2 separate regions of the Homo sapiens genome follow, and region 2 is linked to region 1. The links are chromatin loops, found by intact Hi-C in ENCODE. Cell type or tissue: Caco-2. All regions are shown on one strand.

Region 1 (8,000 bases):
TGGTTTCCAAACTCACTTTGTTTGGGCTCTGACTACAATTAGATAATTGTATATCAACTTGCACACTGATAGAGGAACAGTGTAATTCGTGGTGCAATCTGATGATGATTCTAGAGGATTTGTGAAGGCCCCATTACTCCCTAGAATGTTTGCTCATCTGTTGACTCCTACTGAAATAGCCACAGTCCTCTATCATCCGTGCTTCATCCCTTCATCCCGAGGTAGGAATCCCTGTGATATGTAAAGGTTGTAACATAGGTAATTCCCCAAGGTGTTATTAATCATAACTAAAGGTACAGAAAGTACGTGCGATTTTTTTTTCTGTGGGTGGGAGTAGGAGTCCCTAAAGGTAGAAATTCTGAAAAGGAGTGAAAGGAAAGAGAAACAGTCAAGAGGAAAAAGGAGAATAGAAAATCCAGAGGTCCTGGGGACCCTCTTGCCTGACGACTTTTGCCTTTGGTCCTCCTGTTGACAAAACTCTAGGGTTTTAAAGAATCTAAATTGCTTTTTGTCACCTTCTCAGTTAGAGAGGCTAATCCTAATATTAATGAACACACTTGAGCAATGAAATCGTAAGTTTTTTTCTTTCATAACCAAGCCCATCATATATGATCTACATTACAACTGCTATCCACGCAATGCATATGTGTTTTAGGATTGAGTAACTTTTTCTTTCCCATCTGTACTCTAAAACTGCGCCATATGTCACCTAACAAGGTATTTTCCATTATTATTTTATTCAGTTCACTACATGTTATTCCTCTTGCCCCTTGAGAATGAGCCTGTCTGTAATCAGAAATCACTTCTGCTCACAGCTCAGTGCACCTACTGTAGATGTGGCAAATACGTGTTTATGGGGCTGGTAATTGGATTAAAACATTAAAAAGAAACAGAAAGATGGACCGTATTGAAACGAATGGAAAACACAAGCATGAAAATCAACAAAACCAAAATGAATTAAAAGCTCCAATGAATGAAATCGCTATTAATAGGAGTTATTTATCAGTAACAATGCCCTGGATTTTGCAGGGCTCAACATTCAATTGCAATGACATTTAAAAACCTAAGTGGAGGAGGAAAAGAACTTTTGAACAGACTTTCTGTGAGAATGTTTCGAAAATAGCTGATCAGTTTCTGTGTATCTTCTGGCTGCCTTTACGCTGTTCATGTCTTCTTTGCCCCTGGATATTGAAATACTATAGTAGGGAAAATGTCCCGTGTTAAATTATTTAAGAGGGCAAATTAATTATTCTCTTAAATTTGGGTGCTATTTTGATACTTGAAATTAGAGAAAAGAGAAAGCAAGTGTGATCTGTTTTCACAGGGTCTTGCTGCGTTCTGTGAGTGTGGCACTGGGGGCTTGCTGGTCCATGTTGTCAATCCAGGAGTGATGGAGTTCATATACAGCTGACTGCTTCCATTCTCAAAACAGACCCATAGAATTCAGTTTCAGAACAGTCTCCTAATACTGTTACTCAAAATACTTTTTACAAAGAAGCCGACGTTTTGGGGGAAAACACAAGAAAACACCTAGTAATAGAACAAAAGCGATCGTAATACAGAAATGTGCAATCAAACAGTCATCCAGGAATGCTGATATCCAATAACAGGTAGGCTCTTATGTAAATGTGATCCAAAGAGACAATGGATCAGATTCAACAGTAAACTGAATCCAGAAGAAAAAAAAAATGCAAAGAGAAACAAGAGAAATGTTTATATCCCAGGAACGACAAAAAGCAGAAAACCAAAGCCAAGGGAATAAACCACCCTCACTACTTGTCTAGCAGGTGCTCTTCAAACGGAACACCTTCAGTCTGCGCAAGAAGCAAGCTCTTACCTGATGGGCCGGATCACTCCTTTGTGTAGCTCTGTAGACCTAAATATGAAGAAAATAGAAGTAATGAAGCACAGTCCTCCAATTTGTGAAACATGCTCTATGCTAACATGTAATTTTTCAAAAAATTGTTCTTTAAGAAAAACGGTGAAGCAATGGGTAACAACTGAGATTAATTTTGTGTCATTTGCTCTTGTAAATTTCTCATTGTGCTCACCGACCTACAGTGAATGCAGAAGTGAAATTTACTTGTGGAAGGCTTGTTGTTCCCCGTCAGAGTAAAATAATATTGCTGCATTAATTGATTTTTGATTTCTACTACATCTACGCAAATAAGATTTTACTCGGGGTGGTCCATATTACATTGAGGATTTTGATACCTGTTGGCTACCTTCTATTTTACCATATCAATTGAATGAGAGGTAAAGAAGGAAATTCAAGCCCTTCTTCTGCCACAGAAATTCTGTCTAGAGACTTAATGTCAGAGGATTATTCTGGAAATCTCTTAATCTGTTTTATTTTGATGGTAAAATCTAGAACATTAGCCAGTTGTTTGGGTCAAATGTTTACTGAAATCCATTTACTACACGTAAGCTTTTTTATGTTTTAGCTAAGCAATACAAACAAACTTGGTTCCAAAATGGGTTTTATATGAGTTAAAATTCATTTTCATGGTTGTCAGTGGTGTAAGATTGATGAATTAGGAGCTGGGAGGAATATGCTATTATAAATGAAAAACCTGATCTTCATTCTAGAATCCTTGAATTCATGAACCTAGACTAGGACTTGACAAACTGTAGCTCATGGGCCAAATCTAGCCTGTTAGCCTCTGACTTGTGAGCTAAGAATCATTTTTACTTTTTTAAATGGTTAAAAAAAATCAAAAGAACAGCACTATTTCATGGCATGTGAAAATTTTATGAAATTAAAATTTCACTGGGGACCAATAAAGTTTTCTGGAGCACAGCCATACGCACTTGTTTATATATAGTCTGTGGCTCCTTCCACTCTATGAGGACAGTAGGTGAGTAGTTGGAATGGAGAGGGTATGACCTGCATATCCTAGAATATTTACAACCTGGCCCTTTTAGAAAAGTGTACTAACCCCTGACCTGGGCAGTCATTGATTTCATCTCGGTTGGAGGTTTGGAGGCAGATAATGTGATGAGACCCTAACAACTGACGCTGATCAATAAGGTAGGTGAATGCTAACTTTTCAGACCATTAAAATAAAAAGAACTGTATTTTGTCCTGGGGCCCATAGGTCACTCACAGCAGACTATGAGGGATATAAACATGAATAAATGGAGTCCTTAGCTGTCTGTGCTGGAAGTCCTAGGCTGAATTCATTGCTGTACTTTAGATACTCATCAGTTCTACTCTTCATCTGATAAGACTTTATTCTTAATATTTGATAAGAATATCTAGATCATTAATTCAATACAGAATAAATAAAAACCCTTGAGAGAAGCAAATCAAAATATTTAAGTATATATCTAATTATTATTTACATGAGGAATTTACATGAAACTAAAAATGTCTACATATTTCTGTAACTTATACAAATAATACTTAAGCATTTATATGAAATTGAAAAATGGACACAACCAAACTATATTTTTAATGAAAAGATATAAACACATAAACATACCTATTCATATATACGTAGTAAACAATTAACCTTGCTAAAAGAGAGCTCTGGCCTTTTCCCTTCGCCCTGGGAAATCATGGCTAAGTTCTTGGAATGTCCTGTTTGATATGAGTGTCACTGTTTACCTGGGCCTCTTGGACTGCACCAGATAGGCTATGCTAACAATGTGATTTATGTCAGAGGCCTTGGGCCACGCGCTATCCAAGTGATTTTTGGTGAAGCTGGAGACAAAGGCCTTGCATATAGTCAACGTGTTTATGTAACTGGGCCCTAATAAGAACTCTGGACAACAAGCTTGGTGGGCTTCTGTGGTTGGCCTATAGCATACAAATTGTCATACATCATGTTTCTGGGAGAAGAAAGCACTGTCTGCAAAACTCCAGTGGGAGAGGATTACTAGAAGCCTCGCTCTTGGAACTGTCCTGGATCCTGCCCCATGTGCCCCTCCCCTTGGCTGATTTTAATCTGCATCCTTTCACTATAATAAACCAAAACTGTTGAGTATGAGCACTTTAGTGAGTTTCGTGATCTTTCTAGAAAATTTTCAAACCTGAAGGTAGTCTTGGGGATCCCTAAACTTGCAACTGGTGTCAGAAGTGGGGGTGGTCTTGGGGACTCCCAAACTCTGCAGTGTATATACATTTTTTTATTTGTTTATACACATACGCACATACATACATACATACATACATACATACATACGTACATACATACAAATCATGCTACCCGAGTTTTGTGCATGTTTTGGGGAGTGGATAGCATGTTGATTCGAGAATGCTAATGATTCTTGATCTGGTGGTGGTTAAATGAGTATTAACGTATCATTATTCTTTAACCCGTAAATATACATTTTATATACTCTTCTGTATTTATAATATCTCAGTATTTTAATAAAGAGGAAAAACTCCCTGTAGAGGAAGATATTCACACACATTCACACAAGGTTCAGTGCAGCAACTGAAGCATTCACCTATACCAGAGATTACCATTCTAAATTGAAGGAGAAAAAGGAATAATGTAACATTCATGTATTTATCGTGTATTTTTCAATGGACAGCAATGTGTATCACCATGTGCCATGTATCTACTGAATACATTTAAAAGAGTAATATAAGTAACAGTTTTATTTTGAAATGTCAATATTGTGTTGATAATTGTGGAAACTAGATGGATATATGAGAGTTCATTATCCTGGTGTTCTTTTGGGTATGTTCAAATTTTTTCATGATAAAAAAGGTTTTTAAAAGTAAAACATAGGGCCAGGCATGGTGGCTTACACCTGTAATCCCAGCACTTTGGGAAGCCAAGGCTGGCGGATCACTTGAGGTCAGGAGTTTGAGACCAGCCTGGCCAACATGGTGAAACCCCATCTCTACTAAAAATACAAAAATTAGCCGGGCATGGTGGAGGGTGCCTGTATTCTCAGCTACTTGGGAGGCTGAGGCGGGAGAATGGCTTGAACCCAGGAGGTGGAGGTTGCAGTGAGCCGAGATCACATCATTTCACTCCAGCCTGGTAGAGAGATTGAGACTTTGTCACAAAAACAAAAAACAAAACATAAGAAAAGATTACCATTTTGTCCTTAGTCTTATTACTCAGGGGCTACTGCCTATTTTTCATGAAGAGAGCAGTCACTAAAATGAATTCAAATTGGAGATATATCATACTGCACCATCTCCTACCATTCTTGATAAATTATAGCCACCAGCTTATAAATAAACAAGTATTATTTTAGCTTTTTACAACAATATGCTAAAGTAGGGGGTGGAGATAAACAAAACTCTCCTGAAATCCCTTTATTTTAGCTTAGTTGTTCAAGGACCATAATCACAATTCCCCTGGCCATGTGAGGGAATATTGGTTTTGATTTGTTTTATTTGCTCTTTTCTGGAGACTTAGAAATTCTGTTCTACTGTTTATATGTGTATCCTGGAATGGAGTATTTGTTTCATCTTATTTTGACCTCATTGTAGCAGCATAAACCCCATTTGTGCAGGTTAAATGACTTCGAAAGCTCAGATCCCCAGTAGATTCCAAAAGGATCCTAACAGAGAACTATAACTTCCTCCATGAACAGGAACTGGGATCTCACCCCCTATTTAATCACCTATCCAAGTTCTGGGAATGCTGTGTGCTTAAAACAGTTTTTAATGGATTGATCACAAGCAAAATTCAACCCTATCAACAGTCAATCTCCTTCACTCACAGAGATGCATTTGGTGCAGTTTCTGGCCTTTTGGCCGTCATTGCATATCTACACTGTGGGGCCTTGGGTCGTGCACTAACACATTGACTTTGGTGAGGCTGGAATCAAAGATCAGCCCTGCAGATGGTCAACCATGTTTATGTAACCAAGCCTCCTATGTGCACCTTGTGCAGTGCTGTTCCATGGAAAGACCACCATCATCTTTCAGGTAGCAAAGACCAGCTGCAAAATAACATAATTCTTTACAGCCAGATCATTGAACTTTAGCAGTCACCAGTGCTTACTATCTGACAAATCTGATTACTGCCTGAAATATAGATGCTGTAATACGGTCACAGTAAGGCAAAACAATTTTAAATGTTCATTTAACTTCTTAAAATATCAGATATAATTTCTTGACCATAAAACAATCAAACAAACCTAAAACACAATTTGGAAATAATTTTTGCTAGATGTGTGGATCCATAAGTATCTCCTATAAAGTAATTTTACAGGCAATAAAGAGAAAAAGATTATAAAGATGGCTAGACAGCTAACTGAGTAGAATAGTCAGAATATGCCAAAGAAGCAGAGAGTTTTGTCACAGGCTTGCACCAGTAGTCTGCTCAGGCAGAGTAATACATATACACTAAAGATGGTAACTTACTAGGTCATGTTATAAAGTGACTGTCTTTCAAAAGTCACCCAGATTGACTGTCACAAGTCAATTCCTGGCAATTGCATTACTTGCCTTCATCTGATTCCATTGTTCATATAGTCCTAAATAATCAGGCTAGTCTTATTGATTAGTGGCTTGTTCTTGCCAACTGAGCAACTCAATCAAATTGACCCTGTGGCAACTTGTTTCATTGCTTAGCAGAGAACAGCTAGGATTCCCCCAAAGCCTGAGTCAGCCATCTTTGAGCATGTAAAACAATAAACATGAGGCTGCTTCCAAGCAAAGAGCACAGTTGTAGAGAACAAACCACTGGGTGGCACTACCGCATGCGGTTTCAAGGAGAGCTTGGCTACACTAATGGAGGATCTCAAATCTTAACGTGTGTTGACAATCATTCAGTGGAATTTGCAGGTACTCTGATTTCTGGGTCCCACTCTAGAGACACTGATTCAATATTCAGTATTGGGGCCCCAGGGATATGCATTTTTCAATAAGTACCTAAATAATTCTGATTGTGACCGTCTCAGAGAATCTTAGAGAAATACAAAGCTTTATTTGCCCTGTGGTCCAAACCTCAACAGTCAGAACTGCTTCTACCTTTCCAAAAGGGGCAGTTGGTTTCTGCTATCACCATTCAATTCATGGGTTTATGCCAGGACCTTTTAGCAGCCATAAATTCTATGACCCAGTAGAAAAGGGTGTAGCCAAAGGCTCTGTCCACAAGCGTAAGACCCACTCAGTCAGTGTATAAATGGTACTTACTTGGTTTCTATGTAAATGATGTGAACCTCCAAAGTATTTTATTAACATCCTGTAACTGTATATTCTAATGTCCCCAGAGAATAATCTTGGCTGATTTCTCTCTGCAGACTATACATTGCTATAGCCCTCATTATTTTACAGCTGTCAAGTAAAACCATGAGCAGCTGGGCTGAACTGGTCTGCTTTTTTGGACCATATTAAAAGACTTTACATTGTTAATAAATGGAGGCAATTAAAGGTTAAGTATTTAGTTCATCTAGCCCTTAGAATAATGAATGATTGTAAAGACAGGTTTAATTTAATTCCCCAAATAATTTGGCATTCTTGGTTATTAAGAGTCTAAAAGTACTGTCTGTTTCTGGTTCCATACTTAGCCAGTGTGGAAGCTGTCACTCCCCCCTAATAACAAGTAAAACAATGCAGGACAACAGCTCTTCTTAGATCTGTAAAAGAAGTAGGTTCACAGGACAAACCTCTGCCCTCCAAACTGGAAACACATCATAGGCAGACACAAAAAAAATCAGAACCTACAGGAGCAGAAACCTCCATGGAACCAGTGCTGGGGTAGGAAAACTGGAACTGTAACTGGCAACTCACTGGAGGCTTGGTGTGAACAAGCCTGAGAACCAAAAGCTCTAGGGGAACCCCATCACACTTTTGTGAATTTTACCTGCAGGAGCTTGACCAGATCCTCACAGTGAATGTAAGAGAAAAATCTCTTGGTGCTTTGCTTCTGGCATGGGGAGAGGCCAAGGAACCATTTTTGAAACACACCAGATCACTCTGTTCTTTTAAACAAAGTCTACCCTTAGGAAAAGCTAGTTAACCACGGTCTAATGTGCTAGAGTTTTATCAGAGCGCCACTGACCCAGGAGAAGGGAAAAAGTTC
Region 2 (8,000 bases), 1.1 Mb after region 1:
GAAAAAGTGACTGCCAAACCACACTTCCTGCAGCATCATTACTTACTCCCTGCTCTCTTTTCTGTGGACTTCAGAATTCTTAACACAATATTCCAAAGAGCCACAGGGTTTGCATATTAGATAAAAGCTACTAAGTTACATTAATATCTCCCCACTGGAAAATATATTTTAAAATTTTGCTGAAGCAAGTGTACTAAATTTTTGCTATAATAATTTGGAAGTTTATGCACCATGATCAAACTAGTTTGTAAAACTATTTTATACTGTATATAAATATTTTTTAATTTGTAGCTTAAAGTTAATTTCAAGCTATTCCGTCCCGTTTTATCAAGATTCCAATGTGATCTCTGATAAGGAATTTGTTCTAGATTACTTGATTACACAGAAATGTATACATTTAAACTTATATTTATATATAAATATATATGTATATGTATATGCATATGTATATTATGTATGTATATATGCGTGTATATATACACATATAATTATGTATGTATATACATATGTGTATATATGTATGTGTATACATATATACCTACACATACATAGACACACGTGTAATGATTTTTGTGGCAGTTTTATATATATATGTGTGTGTATGTGTATCTATCTATCTATCTATCTATCTATCTATCTATCTATCTATCTGTCTATCTATATGCATTGTACCTAAGTGGGATAGAAATTATAGAAAGTTGAGTATTATGAAACAAATATCTGTACCCACATGGAATGCATATTAGAACACCTCATTTTCTTACTTAAAATATTTTTCACAAAAACCTAAATTAAAGAGATATTCTTTCCATTTTAAAAACTGGTAAATTGAACATCAGAAAGTTTAGATAATTTACTTAAGTTACACAGCTAATGTATGTCAAAGTTGAAATGTGTCATACATTTGCCTGATTCCTAAGATAGGGTTCTTAACATTCCTGCGATATGGTCTCCTTTTCAAGTTGGCCCCTAAATGTGGTGCAAATGTTATTGGGAAAACACACCATACATGTTATTTGTAAACTATATGGTCTATGATCTTTGTAAATTACTTTGTTCAAACAAAATTGTACTAGAGGAAAAGACTATTGTCATGGTTACTCAAAAGGCTGCTGTCTCAAATATAAAAATGAGATTTACAAATTAAAAAATCCACATTCAAAAATCTCAAAAGGCTGGGCATAGTGGCTCATGCCTGTAATCCCAGCACTTTAGAAGGCCGAGGCAGGAGGATCACTTGAGGCCAGAAGTTCAAGACCAGCCTGGGCAACATAGCAAGACTCTGTCTCTAAAAAATAAACAAACAAAATCTCAGCAGCGAGGTCAAGAAATATGAACAGAGAATACACAGAATAAGAAATACAAAGATCTTATCAACAGAACGACACAGCAGTAGTCCAAGAACAGTAACTAAATAAGATGTTACATATTGCTTACCTACTGGCATAACATTTTTATAGATTTATAAAAGCTTGTGTTTGTGAGGATATAGAGTAAAAGAATCTCAAACAGTGATGACAGAATTATATATTATATAAACCATTTGGGAGGACTGTATATACATTTTAACTCAAGTATACTTTTAGTAATCTATCTCATAAATATGCAAGAAAATATGTACCAAGATGCATATTACAGCTTTATTTGTAAGAACCAGCTCAACTTGTTGAAATTTGGAAAATGTTTAAAGAAGATACTGATCATCCATGTTGTAGAATAAAAGAATGGAATGGGTAGTATGTAGAAACATTGAACAACATTCATAATGTTAAAAAACCAGAAATAGTCTTAATAAAGTGTATGGAATATGACCTTGTTTCAAATATTATTCACAATGGTTAGTCATAGGCAATGGGAACTGGAAAGGATAAAGGAAATATGAGGAGGTTTCCTTACATTGAACTCTATTCAATTCTGTATTTTAAAAACTTTCAAATATATATATTTTCTATTTGTTAAAAATCAATAACTTTTTTAAGTTTTTTTTCCCACTGGAGAATTTGCCTCTTCCCCTGAGCTAACAGTAACATAGGTAAAGCAAAAAAGTTCAAAAGAAAGCAACAAAGTTAGGTATACTTTCTACTTATTCTAAGTTATATCTGTTTATCTAAGATTACAACAGAACAGAAGCAAGTCCTGTTTAGAAAAACATCATGGCAGTGTGAATTTGAAAGCATTGCTTCTCCATAATACAAAATAAGTGACATTGTATAATTAAGGAATGTAAGTTTAACATATAACAGATAAAGTACCTTTTTGGAAGTGAAAATGCATTATCATCTCAACCACAGGAGAATATGTAATTCAAGTGTTGTAGGGAACTCTAGAAAATTAATTGATATTTGAGCTATCACCAACGTAAATAAAAGAATAACTTAGTTACAAAAATAAAACAATCAAGGCACACCTAAATGCTAAATTTCTTTACTTCTTTTATTAATCCTATCTCTTCTTCATTCCTTTCATACATAACATTCCAAAGAAATGTATGCCTTCTTAAATCTCAGGATTTCCTCAAGAGGCTCCTCTGTCTAGAGACTCTTATGCTCCCCTGACAACTCTGTTAGTAGTCGTTTTCCTCTAGGTTAGGCTACCTAGAGGAAAATGATTCTCAAATTCTCAGGGGCTTACAATTAACACATGTTTATTTTTTGCTCCTGCTCTATGAGGGCAGTTGTCCTGGGTCCTGTGGGTTTGCAGGCAGGGATCCACATGTTTTAGCATTTCAGAATCCAAGCAGGAGGAATTGCCACTGCATGGAACATGCTGTTCTCACAGTTGAGAGCGGAAGTGAATAAGCCTCCAGATTAAATAATAGCATTTAAAACTTTTGCTTTGATGTAGCAAATGTCATGCCCACTCATCCCATTGGCCAGAGTCTGTCCCATGACCCAGGGAAGCCACTGACTGAGAAATCATGAAAGGCAGGGAAGATTAGTATAATTATGAACATATCTTGCTATCTATTGTTGTTACTGAATTATGATAGAACAAGTTGATCACACTTTTGTTATTTTCTACTTTTTTCAGTCTCTTAAAAGGTATATATAAATCACCCCAGTGGTCAAGGGGGTAGCCTTGGCCGGATGAAGCACACACATGATGCACACACAAATGCAAACACCCACAAAGTCAATACACAGTCATCGGGAGCCCATTTCCACCTTTAGCATGACTAAGATGTCGAATAACAAACATCCAGACACCTAAAGGATGCCTTTTATTCAAAGCGTTGGTAGCAGAGATTAACTAGAGGCAAGTATTAAATGAACTCAGTTTGTGTTCAGTGAATAAGGAGTTGGAAGGAGACTCATCTGCAGACGTTATCTCTTGTGAATCCAGGCTTGTTTTTAGCCTGCCTGTAAATCCTCAGCTACAGTCACCATTTGCTGTATATTTCTTGGTATAGCTATCATTACCCATTTTCAATGTGAGACAACTTGCATATCCCACTGATAACTGAAACACAACTGTCAAAAACAAAAATTTCAAACCTAAATAGTGAATATAAAAAATTGCTGAATGGTATCAGTATTTTAAATTACATAATGAATTACAGTTCAGTGTCATACATTTGTCTTTCTCATTCTCCTTGACCTAAGACCAATGAATTAAAACTTAATTGTGACTATAAAACATATGAAAGGGTTCAAACTGGAGATTTGAACGAATCCAACACCTTAAGCTTTTAATTTAAATAAGCAGAAAAAAATTATACAGATGAAAAGGGCTGCTGATACCAAAAAACTTCCCCAGCAAAGTAAAACTTTGAAAGTTTAATTTTCCAGAAAACCGTGACAAAAAACGGAAGGCTTTGGGGATATCAGTAAAGCAGGGGGAGTCTCTTACGTTTTCTGTTTTCCCTTCTGTGGCTTACACTGTGTTAAGAATGATAATCAACTTTAGTAAATATTCAGAAGCCTACTGAAATGAATGTGAAAGAGAAATGACATAGTTAAAACTTATATTAGTTGCCCTAAAGGAATTAAAGTTTAATATGACATTTATTGATCAATAAATGCTGACTGGGAAATTATCTTGGAATTGAAAATGATTGTTACTTCTTCCAATTCACTTAATTCATATAGCTTGGACTGGTAGTAGATATGAGAGGTCTGATGCCTGGCTAGAAGCAACAATGTGGAACCTCATCATTAAAAACTGTTGAGGCTCAATTTACGTAGCTGTATCTTCAGCTTTTGTTTACCTGAAAGAGAAATCAATTCTTTCTGAGTTATAGGGAAGGAGAAAAGAAGTTAGCCTCATATATCTCTTCAGAAAACTTGCTTCTGTGATCTCCTCAAATACTGTGAGCTGTGACCCACCCCTACACCTTCCCCCACACAAGTCACATGGCACAGCAAGGGTGAAACCAAAGTCAGGGTTATAATGAGAGATCTAGCGGGATTTTTTTTAGATGCAATTACACGTGCAAGTGAAATCAAGATGTTACACTTAAACGGTAGAAGCACCACATTCAAAGTCCAGAAAATAAGACCAAAACAAACCATAAGAATCAAAAGTTGAAGACAAGAGAAGGAAGTTGAGTGGAGCTTAATGTAATTTGTTGAGTATGCACTTTCCTTCTCTTGGGCTTTTTTTTTTTTTTTTTTTTTTTTTTTTGAGATGGAGTTGCGCTTTTGTTACCCAGGCTGTATGTAGTGCAATGGGGCAATTTCGGCTCACCGCAACCCCTGCCTCCCGGGTTCAAGCGATTCTCCTGCCTCAGCCTCCCAAGTAGCTGTGGTTACAGGCGTGCGCCACTACACATGGCTAATTTTGTATTTTTGGTGGAGACAGGGTTTCTCCGTGTTGGTCAGGCTGGTCTCAAAATCCTGACCTCGGGTGATCCACCTACCTTGGGTGATCTGCCCGCTTCGGCCTTCCAAAGTGCTGGGATTACAGCCGTGAATCACCACTTCCGGCCGGGCTATTTTTAATAAAACCTATCTAAACTTTGCTACTCAAACTGAAAAGCCTCTTAAAATTTATTGGGACTTCCTCCCAACAATTTAGCTAGGGTGATTCAGCAATAGTAGAGGTAGAATCAGACATAAGTGGATTGAAGTGTACACTTCAATTTGAAAATTGAAAAACAAGCAAACATGGAACACGTGAATGTAGAATACTCTTCTGAGTGGTTTAAATAAAAGGAAAAGGGAAAGTTTTATTTACGTGTGAAATTGAGAACAGTGCCAAGTTTTGTGGCAGGCACACACTTATAAGACGTTTCTTTTAGAATAGAAGGGATATAAAACCTGGGACTAGGCTAAGAGAAAAGATGTTTGAGAAGGAGACTTAGAAGATGTAGGAAAAAGGAGAGATGTGCTGATGAACTATGCCCTTGGCTTCTGTCTGCTTCTGGGGTCAAAGATCACGAAGCCATATTTGGTGTCTCTTTGTGATTTACAATCCACCATATCTGGTACGTCAGCAATTATTAGTGTTACCTTCAAAATAGATCCTGAATCTTACTACTTCTCACCACCTCCACTGCTAACATTTTAGCAATACCAACATCATTTCTCCCTTTGACTAGTGCTGTAGCCTCTTCAGTGACTTCTGTATGTCTGTGCTTAGCTTTCGCAGATCTTTTACTCCATATATGGTCTCAGCTAAAGTAGATCCTGTTACTTCTTTTTTCAAAACATGCAATGGCTTCGCATCATACTTAGAAAAAACCAGTTCACTAAGGCAATATAATCCCTGCTCATCTCTCCAGGTTCTTTTTGTTTTAACCCTACCCGCCCTCCCTTACTTTACTCAAGCCATACAACCTTTTTTAATATCCCTTGAACATGTCAACTACATCTGCCTTAGTCTGTTTAGGCTGCTAAATAGAACAGCATAAACTGGATGGCTTATAAACAACATAAATTTATTTATTACAGTTCCAGAGGATGGGGATTCCAAGATCAAGGCACCAGCAGATTCTGTGTCTGGTGCAAGCCAGCTTCTTGGTTCATAGATGATGACTTCCTGCTGAGTGCTCACATGGTGGGAAGGGATTAGCTAGCTCTGTGTCCTCTTCATAGAAGGGCACTAGTCCATTAATGAGGATTCCATCCTCATGACCTAATTACCTCTTAAAGGGCCCTCTTCCTAGTACCATGACATTGGTGATTTGATTTCAACATATGAATTTTAGGTGCACACAAACATTCAGATCATAGCAACTTCTTAACACAGACCTTTCACATTTGCTAGTCCAAGAGCCTGTGTAGCCTCATAACTTATCCCTCCATTCATTCAAGATTTTATACAAATAGGTTTTCAGAGAGGATTTCTCTGATCAGAGAGGCTAATCTCTATCATCTTACACAGTTTTATTTTTTATAGTACTTATCACTACCTGACATTTTAATGTATTTATACTGTAACATGATAGGTATTTACTATACTATGTGATTCTAATAAGAGCAATACACTTTTTTGTTTGGTATTTGACCAAATGCTCTGTGCCTAGATGTTTATGCAATAAGGAGGCTACCTTAAAGAAAAAATAAAAATCCAAATAAAATGTTATAAAAATAAATATGTACTTAAAACAAAAATGTAAAGGACAATCTTTTCTATTTTTTTTTTTTTTTTTTTTGCTGGGTTCTATCAATGTCTAATTTATGAGCTATAAAATTCACTAATTTTAAGTGCATCATATGAATTCTGACAGTTGTAAACTCTCCCAACACCCAGCACAATCACAATATAAAATGTATATATCACCCCCCCAAACTCTCTTTTATTGTCAATCACCTCCCCCAACTCCCAGACCATAGCAAACACTGATCAGTGGTCACTCACTACAGTTTTGCCTTTTCAAGAATTTCATCTAAATGAAATCAAATAGTTTGTAGAGTTTTATGACCGTCTTCTTTACTTAGCATATTCAAGATTAATCTATATTGTGGCGTAGATGAGTTGTTCTTTCCTTTTCATGGATATTCATATTTCATTATATGCATATACCATGTTTTTTTTTTTTTTTGCCACCCCTCAGTTGGTGGGCATTTGAAAACTTTCTAGTTTAAGGCTGTTACAAAGTACCATTGAACATTCATGTGTGAGTCTTTGTAAAGATAAACATTTTCATCTGTGGAGTTGTGCGGCTGTGTCATATGATAAATGCATGTTTAACATTATGATAACATCCAATTGTCTTCCAAAGTGGTTGCATGATTTTGCGTTCATCCTAGGAGTGATTGAGTGTTACAGCTCTACTGTGTCCTCACCAGTGCTTGATGTGGTTAGCCTTTATAGTTTTTGTCGTTCTAGTAGGTATGTAGAGGCTCACTGTGGCTTAAATTTGCATTTTTCTTATGACCAATGATGTTGAACGTTTTCCCTATGATATTTGCCATTCATTTATTTCTTTGATGATGGGTCTATTGAAGTCTCTTGACAATGCTAGTATTAATATACATAAATATAATAGTCTGTTATATATCTAGAAACATGTCTCTTTATCAGTATATATTCCATGAATAATTTCTCTCTGTCTATGGCTTGGGTCTTTTACTGTCTTAGCAGTTTCTTTTGAAAATAGAAAATAATTTAAATTTGATAAAGTAAATTTTATCACATTTTCTCTAAAAGAAATACATCTAAGTACAATGCCTAATACAATGTTCCAAGTAATTTCTCATATGATTTTTCTAGATGTTTTACAGTTCTAGCTCTCATATTTAGAAATAGGATCTTGAAAATAATTATTATATGTTTTTAGGTAAGTAATAAGTCTTGATTACTTTTCTGCCTATGATTATTCGGTTTTCCCAGCATTATTTGTTGAAGGATTACTCTTTTCTCATTGAATTGCCTGGGTACTTTTGTTGAAAATCAAATATATGGGTGGGTCTGTTCCTGGACTTTCTATTCTGTTCCATTGATCTATTCATCTATCTTATTCTCATATCACACTGTTGTATTTATTGTTACTTTATAGAAAATCTTGAAATCACATAGTTTAAGTCCTCCCTCTTCATTCTTTTAAATATTTTTCT

Evidence for each region. A loop is a pair of places that touch in the nucleus more often than their neighbours do. Peaks named below come from ENCODE experiments on the same cell type or tissue, not always from the same donor. Only the 100,000 strongest peaks of a DNase experiment are listed, where the experiment ranks them.
Region 2: a loop joins it to region 1, with 3 times the contacts of the local background. A loop is called at or near these places in 7 of 110 quality-filtered maps.

What each region holds. Positions count from the first base shown.
Region 1 is chr10:10,676,332-10,684,331 of GRCh38, reverse strand. It overlaps a transcript of CELF2 not described here. Among named protein-coding and RNA genes, the nearest start is that of CELF2-DT, 220 kb to the right of the region's middle. In Caco-2, a CTCF peak has its summit at 6,672 (motif pointing right); DNase peaks (open chromatin) are centred at 3,641 and 6,651.
Region 2 is chr10:9,600,198-9,608,197 of GRCh38, reverse strand. All of the region lies in intron 5 of LINC02663 (long intergenic non-protein coding RNA 2663), which reads left to right. Among named protein-coding and RNA genes, the nearest start is that of LINC02663, 270 kb to the left of the region's middle. In Caco-2, no CTCF peak of the experiment used is centred here; no DNase peak of the experiment used is centred here.